3 separate regions of the Homo sapiens genome follow, and all the other regions are linked to region 2. Evidence: chromatin loops called from intact Hi-C (ENCODE). Cell type or tissue: HCT116. All regions are shown on one strand. Region 1 overlaps LOC105378035 (a long non-coding RNA gene). Region 2 has its middle 5.6 kb from the start of PLAGL1. Region 3 has its middle 4.4 kb from the start of PHACTR2.

Region 1 (2,500 bases), 500 kb after region 2:
GCCCTTCAAATGCCTTATACATGAGCCATGTGTACCTGCAGAACCCAGGGTTTCACTCAGATTTCTGGATCCCCTATCAAAACCTTTAAATACACAGTTTAAGCCTTATGAGGTGTGATTCTATTGCTCAGTTAGCAGTAGCTTTAAGTGCAAAGACTAGCTTTGTAAGGCATTACAAACGTATAAAATGTGAATGGAATCTACAGCAGGCAGGTCTTTCCCTAAAGGACCATGTTCTAAACGACTTCATAGATTTATTTCTTTCAGTCATTTAACAAATATTTTTAAGTAGAATCTCTTCTTCCTCTTCACTTTCAGATAATACTATTTACTATTCCTTTCAAATCCTATAGCAATGGTTCCCAACCTGGTATATTAGGATTCTTATGTGTCCTGAAGGGCACTAAGGGAGGTCTTTAATATATTTTCAGTATTTCTTACAGAAAATAGACTTTTATGATAAGGTTGTACTTACCAGTTAAAAACATTTCTTTGCCTTCAAGTGAAATGACAAATGACCCAAGTGGCATCCATACAGATCTGATTACCACTCTTTAACTGAAATATATGGAAGTGTAAATAATTCATAACATGATAAAAGGGCTTTGGAAGATGGGCGTTTCTGCTATGTGGTGTTCACATGGGGAAAGGATGCCCACTTATGAGAGGACAGGGTCCTGCTGCCGCTGCATTGTCACCACAGTCATGTCTACTCTCCCTATGGCAGTTCACAGTATCATTGTCACTGTGAATATTGTCTTTTGCACTTATTACACAAACTTCTGATTAGAGAGGATGTCAAGGCATAGTGGCTGAGAAGCCCATATTTTTGTTCAAGTGTGCCCCAGGGTTCAGTGGCCACTGAGGCCCTAGATCATTCTGGGTTCCACAAACTCAATAATAAATATTTGTCAGCCCAGGCACCGTGGCTCATGCCTGTAATCCCAGCACTTTGAGAGGCTGAGGCAGGAGGATGACTTGAGATCAGGGGTTCAAAACCAGCCTTGCCAACATGGTGAAAATACAAAAGTTAGCTGGAGGTTGGGGTCTGTAATCCCAGCTACTCGGGAGGCTGAGACACGATAATTGCTTGAATCCCCGGGGGTGGAGGTGGCAGTGAGTCAACACTGTGCCACTGCACTCCAGCCTGGGCAACAGAACCAGACTCTGTCTCAAATAAAAAAAAATTGTCATCTTTATCACAAACTGGAGCTATTGCAATTGGATTCGTTGAGCCCTTTCCTCTAGAACACCCTCACTGTAAAAAAACAAAACAAAATTGGGGACTCTTACGGTGGAGCTGTGGCCCCGGGGGGCCATCTGGCATGTCATGGAGAGGAAAAATGCCCCTACACCTGCAGTGACAGCGCCCTCTGCTGCTCCCATCTCTCTGCAGAGATGGGTTGGGATAATGCAGGCAACAGCCACTTAGTGTCAAGTTCTTCACTCAATAATTAGAACCCCAGTTCACTGGAGAGCTTCAACAAACATTTTGAGTGCTGCTTTTCTGCTGTAATTGTAGGCACTACAGAAAAGAAGGTCATTATGAATGCCCTCAAAAAGCTCACAGTCTGATGGGAAATCAGACCTGTACCACCTAGCTACTAGAGGATGCGTGAAATCCTATGTGTGCTTGGAAGGAGGTGTTATGAAGCAGATCAGGGAAAGTACAACATTCTGGGAGGGAAGGGTGGTGGCAGAAAGCTTCACAAAAGAAGCAGCATTTGAATTGGCTCATTGAAGGGTAATGATTTCATGGGGGCAGAAGCAGTTGAGGATTCTGGCTTTACTTTGAAAACACTTACGAGGTGGAGGAGAGGCTGGGCTTGGTGGCTCATGCCTGTAATTCTAGCACTTTGGGAGGCCAAGGCGGGCAGATCACCTGAGGTCAAGAGTTTGAGACCAGCTTGTCCAACATGGTGAAACCCTGTCTCTACTAAAAAAGAAAAGAAAAATACAAAAATTAGTCTGGCACAGTGGCATGTGCCTGTAGTCCCAGCTACTCTGGAGGCTGAGGCAGGAGAATCCTTGAACCCGGGAGGCAGAGGCTGCAGTGAGCCTAGATCATGTTACTGCACTCAAGCCTGGGCGAGAGAGCGAGACTCTGTCTCAAAAACAAACAAACAAACAAACAAACAAACAAACAAACAAACCAAACAAGAGGTGGAGGTGATAAGCTTCCCAAATATCCTTTTGATTAATCTTTCCAAGTTGCTGGCCTTTTTTCCCAAGCTTGCAGGTTTCTTAAACATTCATTCCACTGGTTTCACCTGTCTCAGATCATCTCCTTGTTCAATGCAGTGGTTCTCAGGAAAGTTTGGACCACCAATCAGAAACATCACAATTTTGTTTTCTTTCTTTTTTTTTTTTTTTTTGAGATGGAGTCTCACTCTGTAGCCCAGGCTGGAGTGCAGTGGCACCGTCTCTGCTCACTGTAACTGCCTCCCGGGTTCAAGCGATTCTCCTGCCTCAGCCTCCCGAGTAACTGGGACTACAGGCG
Region 2 (2,500 bases):
AGTTTGAACTAGCTACGTCATAGCCATACATGGCTTATGGGTACTGTATTGAACAAGGTGATTCCAGAAGTTTTATAGTTCCTGCTTTTTATTTAGGTCTGAGATTTCACTTGATTCGTTTTTTGTGAATGGCGTGAAATGCATGTAGAAGTTTATTTTTTTCTCTATATAGATAACCAGTTCCCACACCATTTATCTCTTTCCAATGGAATTATGTTATACCTCTGTCAAAATACCAATAGATCTAGGCTGGGGACAGTGGCTCACACCTGTAATCTCAGCACCTTGGGAGGCCGAGGTGCTCAGATCACTTGAGTCTAGGAGTTTGAGACCAGCCTGGGCAACGTGGCAAAACCCTGTCTCTACTAAAAATACAAAAATTAGCTGGGTGCCGTGGCATCTCTCTGTAGTCCGAGCTATTCTGGAGGCTGAGGCAGTAGAATCACTTGAAACTGGGAGGTGGAGGCTGCAGTGAGCCGAGATCATGTCACGGTACTCCAGCCTGGGCGACAGAGCCAGACTGTGTCTCCAAACAAACAAACAAACAAAACCCAATAGATCTTATGTGTGGGTCTATTTCTGGACTCAATACACTATTGTTTTTTCTTATGTCAGTACCCTGCTGTCTTTTGTCAGTACCCTACTGTCGGTACCCTTATGTCAGTACCCGACTGTCTTTTTTTTATTTTTATTTTTTTGAGACAGAGTCTTGCTCTGTCGCCTAGGCTGGAGTGCAGTGGTGCAATCTTGGCTCACTGCAACCTCCACCTTAAGGTTAAAGCAATTCTCCTGCCTTAGCCTCCTGAGTAGCTGGGATTACAGGTGTGCACCACTATGCCTGGCAAATTTTGCATTTTTAGTATTGATGGGGTTTTGCCATGTTGGCCAAGCTGGTCTTGAACTCCTGACCTCAAATGATCTGCCCGCCTCGGCCTCCCAAATTGCTGGGATACAGGTGTGAGCCACCATGCCCAGCCATTACCCTATTGTCTTGATTAGTCTAGCCTTATAGTAGGCGTAAAAATCAGATAGCATAAGCCTTCCAACTTTGTTTTTCTTTTTAAGATTATTTTTTCTCTTCTAGGTTCTTTTCATTTCCATATAAAGTTTAGAATCAGCTTGTCAATTTCTATAGCAAAGCTGACATGGATTTTGCCCATGTCAACTTTGACATGAGGACTGACTGATGACCCTCGAAAATATTTGTGTCCTAATCTCTGGAATCTCAGAATGTAACCTGAGTTGAATAAAAGGGTCTTTGCAGATGTGACTTAAGTTACGGATCTTGAAATGAGGAGACCACCTTCAGTTATTTCAGTGAGTCCTAAGTACAGTGACATCTACCCCTATAAGAGAGATACACACAGGAGAAAGCACATGGCACGCACAGAGAAGGCGTTGTGAAGATGGAGGCAGAGATTGGCATGCTGTGGCCGCAAGCCAAGGAAGCCGAGGAAGCCAGGGAATGGCAGTGGTCACCAAAAGCTGGAAGTTGTGAGGAAGGAATCTCCACTAGAGCCACTAGATGGCGCCTGCGGCCTTTGCTGATATCTTGATTTCAGACTTCTGGCCTTTCGGACTCAGAAAATAAATTTCATGTTTTATGCCACCAGTTTGTGGTAATTTGTTATGGCAGCTATAGGATAAAATATAGCCACTATCTGGCTAAGGAAGTTCCATTCCATTCCTAGTTGTCATTTTTTTCAGGATGGGGTGTAGTTGTCAAATGCTCTTTTTGCATCAATTGAAAATAACATTTTCCCCCTCCATTATTTTGTTAATGTGGGCATAATCTGTATGATTGTCTGCCCATGTGGTATTAATTTTAGCCCCATCATAGCTGTTACCCCTGGTAACACCTGTTCCTGAAAGTGTTGGGTCCTGACACATTGTATCAACCTATAGATGTGTCAGCATGAATTTTCTTGTTCTGCATTTGCTGAAGAAATGTTAAGAAGTCATTCAATAGTCTGCAGAATAAAATGGAATCTCCAAATACTTAGAGAAAAAGTGTGATTATGGAATTTGTCCTGAGGGGTTCTGTCTACTACAGTGACCACGCTGGCAACCCTTGGGTCCAGTTTGACCTGGAGAAATACTTCATGTGGCCTCTGCAGTGTTTCCAAAATTAGAAGATTTTATATTAAAATGTTAGATAGCATACTTCCCTTGAAAATTATGCAGATGTGGCAACCCTGCCCTGAGTTCAAACATGGCAGCCATTGGCCTGAGCTGAGCATCTGCCCCTTACACAAAGAATGTCCTTTTCACTTTACCACAGTCCCATTGTTCCTCACTGTTTTAAACTTTGTAGAGATTTGAGTTTGCAACCCCTGCTCCAGAAGCTTTGCTAGGGCATGCTGTAATGCCAAAGCATGCGTCATTGAGGGAAAGCTCAGGAGAAAAAGAGTGTGTCACAGCTACCAGGTCAACATAGTCATGTTCAAAGAGACCACTGTGGAAATAACCTAAAGATAAAAAAGGATTTCATATAGTTCAT
Region 3 (2,500 bases), 340 kb after region 2:
GGCAGCCAAATCTAGCCTGGAGCAGGAAGAAGAAGGAACCTTCCTCAGAACACAAATGCCATGAATACTAATCCTGGAGGTCTCTGCCTTGTCCAGATGCTGCCAGCTGTGTGAGGATTCATTTTGAGACACCAGATGTTAGGGGTGGAGGAATTATGATGGGAGGGAAGGGTTAGGCAGAGTCCCAAGAGATGAGATGGTTGATCAGAACAGCAGTGACCTGGGAGGCAACAGTGGTTGATAGTGGCCATATACAAGCAGATGAAGATTACATTAATTTACACCCTTATTTCTAGATTTGACCATAGACACCCTGTGAATTAGTGACATTTCCTTGGCTAATGGGAATTGTAGCAATAGAAAAATTATTTCTTAATGGGAAGGAAATGAATGAAAACTTAGCAGTTTTCCTAATAGTATACTAAAAACGATATGCAAAAGTTGTTTTAACTATTTGGGTAGTTTTTACTAGAAGATCTTCTGGTTTTTAAAAACTTTGTATGTCTTCAAAACTTGGCTACATTTTGTAAGAGTCAGCTTACTTAGAAAAATATAAAAAGCAAATGGGAGCTTTACTAGATAATATAAACTCAGTGAAAACTCTGTATATGTAACTAATGTTTACTTTGTAAAATGTTACTCTATGGTAAAGTTGCAACTAAATGGCTACTATATCTTAGATTTTAACAATTCTGAGAGATGCTGGTTTGAACAGGATAATGCTAACAGATAAAGGAAAACTTTTGTTAAGGAAAGAATTACAACTTTGCATATTCTAGTTATATTAAGCATCAGTAGAAGACCACATTCCACAAGTATTAGAACAGGAAACAAACCTGAAAGACAGGCTTTTCTTTCCTATTGTTCTCATATTTTCATGTGATTTATTTCCTGAGTTTTCCTTCTTCTGCTTGCTCAAGCTAAAAGGATTAACAAAATACCTTGCCTCTGCCTCACCCTGCGTGAGTCTCTGCAGAGGCGGGGTGTGGCTCACGTGTGCTTGCTTAGTGAGTGAGCCCCACAGTTGGAAGATTTATGCTGGAAAATAAAGACCTCAAGGGGTGGTGCTGGAATTTCCTTTTCCAAAGACATTCTCCCTACCCTGGGAGGAAAAGCGTCTGTAATTTTGCTCTACTTCATTTCATAAGCAAAACAAAGTACTCATCCATAGTATTAAAACTCTAAAAACTGCTATAAAATGAATAATCTTTAATTTATTGACCAAAATCTAAAGAGAACAGTCCTTAAAGACATCTTTTATATGACTGCCCAATTTACACAAAATAATTGCTTCCAGTAAGGCCCAAATCTTTGTTTTGTTAACCATCACATCCATCCCTAGAAACTAACAAAATTTGCCTGGCAAATAGAGGGTACTGAATACATAGATGATAAATTAAAAATAAGCATTTATGTTATCTCCTTAATGGTAACTTCCAAGTATGGACAAAAAAAAAAATCTGGGAATACATGTAAAATTTTGGTAATAATATAGAATGTTGACTCCATAGCAAGAGAATATCGAGTCTGTCTGTGACTGTAAATTTTCTTTTGTATGCCCCTCTGAAATAATCATCTACTCATTCACCTAGAATTGACTGAGGACTTCCCATGGGCGTGGTACCTCTAGCACATGGGCATAAGGATAAGTGAGGTATGGACTCTCCTGTGGCGGAGGTCATAGTATGGGTACGGTGGAGGGTGGGTGTTGCAGCCTACAAATACATGATCCTAACAGTGGAGGAAGAGAAGTTTGTTCCTCCAGCTGGGAGTGGTGACTCATGCCTGTAATCCCAGCACTTTGGGAGGCCGAGGTGGGCGGATCACCTGAGGTCAGGAGCTTGAGACCAGCCTGGCCAACATGGTGAAACCCTGTCTCTACTAAAAATACAAAAATTAGCCAGGCGTGGTGGTGCACTCCTGTAATCTCAGCTACTTGGGAGGCTGAGGCCGGAGAATCACTTGAACCTGGGAGGCGGAGGTTGCAATGAGCTGAGGTTGAGCCATTGCATTCCAGCCTGGGCAACAGAGTGAGACTCTGTCTCAAAAAGAAATAAATAAATAAAAATAAAAATAAAAAAGAAGAAGTTTGTTCCTCCAAGTGCTAGGGATGCCCAGTAGGTTAGTACAGAGAAGGCTCTGAACTTTAGCAAATTACTAAATCCACATTTTTGCCACACAGAGGTGCTCATTCATTCTGAAGGTGCCCTAAGATTGTGAAGTGCTTCCTGAATTAAAGAAAGATTAAATTCTAATAGTAGGTGGTCAGAATTAACTGTATTTGTTTGTTTATTGCTTGCAGCTTTTTTTGTTTGTTTTTTGTTTTTGAGACAGCGTCTTGCTCTGTGGCCCAGGCTGGAGTGCAGTGGTATAATCATTGCTTACTGTAGCCTTGAACTCCTGGGCTCAAGCAATCCTCCCACCTCAGCCTCCAGAGTAGCTGGGACTATGGGTGCCTGCCACCATGCCCAGCTAATTATTTGTAATTTTTTTTTTTTTT

The links. Peaks named below come from ENCODE experiments on the same cell type or tissue, not always from the same donor. Only the 100,000 strongest peaks of a DNase experiment are listed, where the experiment ranks them.
Region 1: a loop joins it to region 2, with 14 times the contacts of the local background. A loop is called at or near these places in 13 of 110 quality-filtered maps.
Region 3: a loop joins it to region 2, with 4 times the contacts of the local background. A loop is called at or near these places in 14 of 110 quality-filtered maps.

What each region holds. Positions count from the first base shown.
Region 1 is chr6:143,512,430-143,514,929 of GRCh38, reverse strand. LOC105378035 (a long non-coding RNA gene) reads right to left here. Exons shown (of 4, transcript XR_007059796.1): 1 at 2,154-2,500; 2 at 1-1,936. Among named protein-coding and RNA genes, the nearest start is that of FUCA2, 2.0 kb to the right of the region's middle. RefSeq lists an enhancer at 2,250-2,500. In HCT116, a CTCF peak has its summit at 1,376 (motif pointing left); no DNase peak of the experiment used is centred here.
Region 2 is chr6:144,012,627-144,015,126 of GRCh38, reverse strand. It overlaps a transcript of PLAGL1 not described here. Among named protein-coding and RNA genes, the nearest start is that of PLAGL1, 5.6 kb to the right of the region's middle. In HCT116, a CTCF peak has its summit at 1,514 (motif pointing right); a DNase peak (open chromatin) is centred at 1,536.
Region 3 is chr6:143,672,288-143,674,787 of GRCh38, reverse strand. It overlaps a transcript of PHACTR2 not described here. Among named protein-coding and RNA genes, the nearest start is that of PHACTR2, 4.4 kb to the left of the region's middle. In HCT116, no CTCF peak of the experiment used is centred here; DNase peaks (open chromatin) are centred at 947 and 1,687; H3K4me3 peaks cover 1,617 bases; H3K27ac peaks cover 2,044 bases.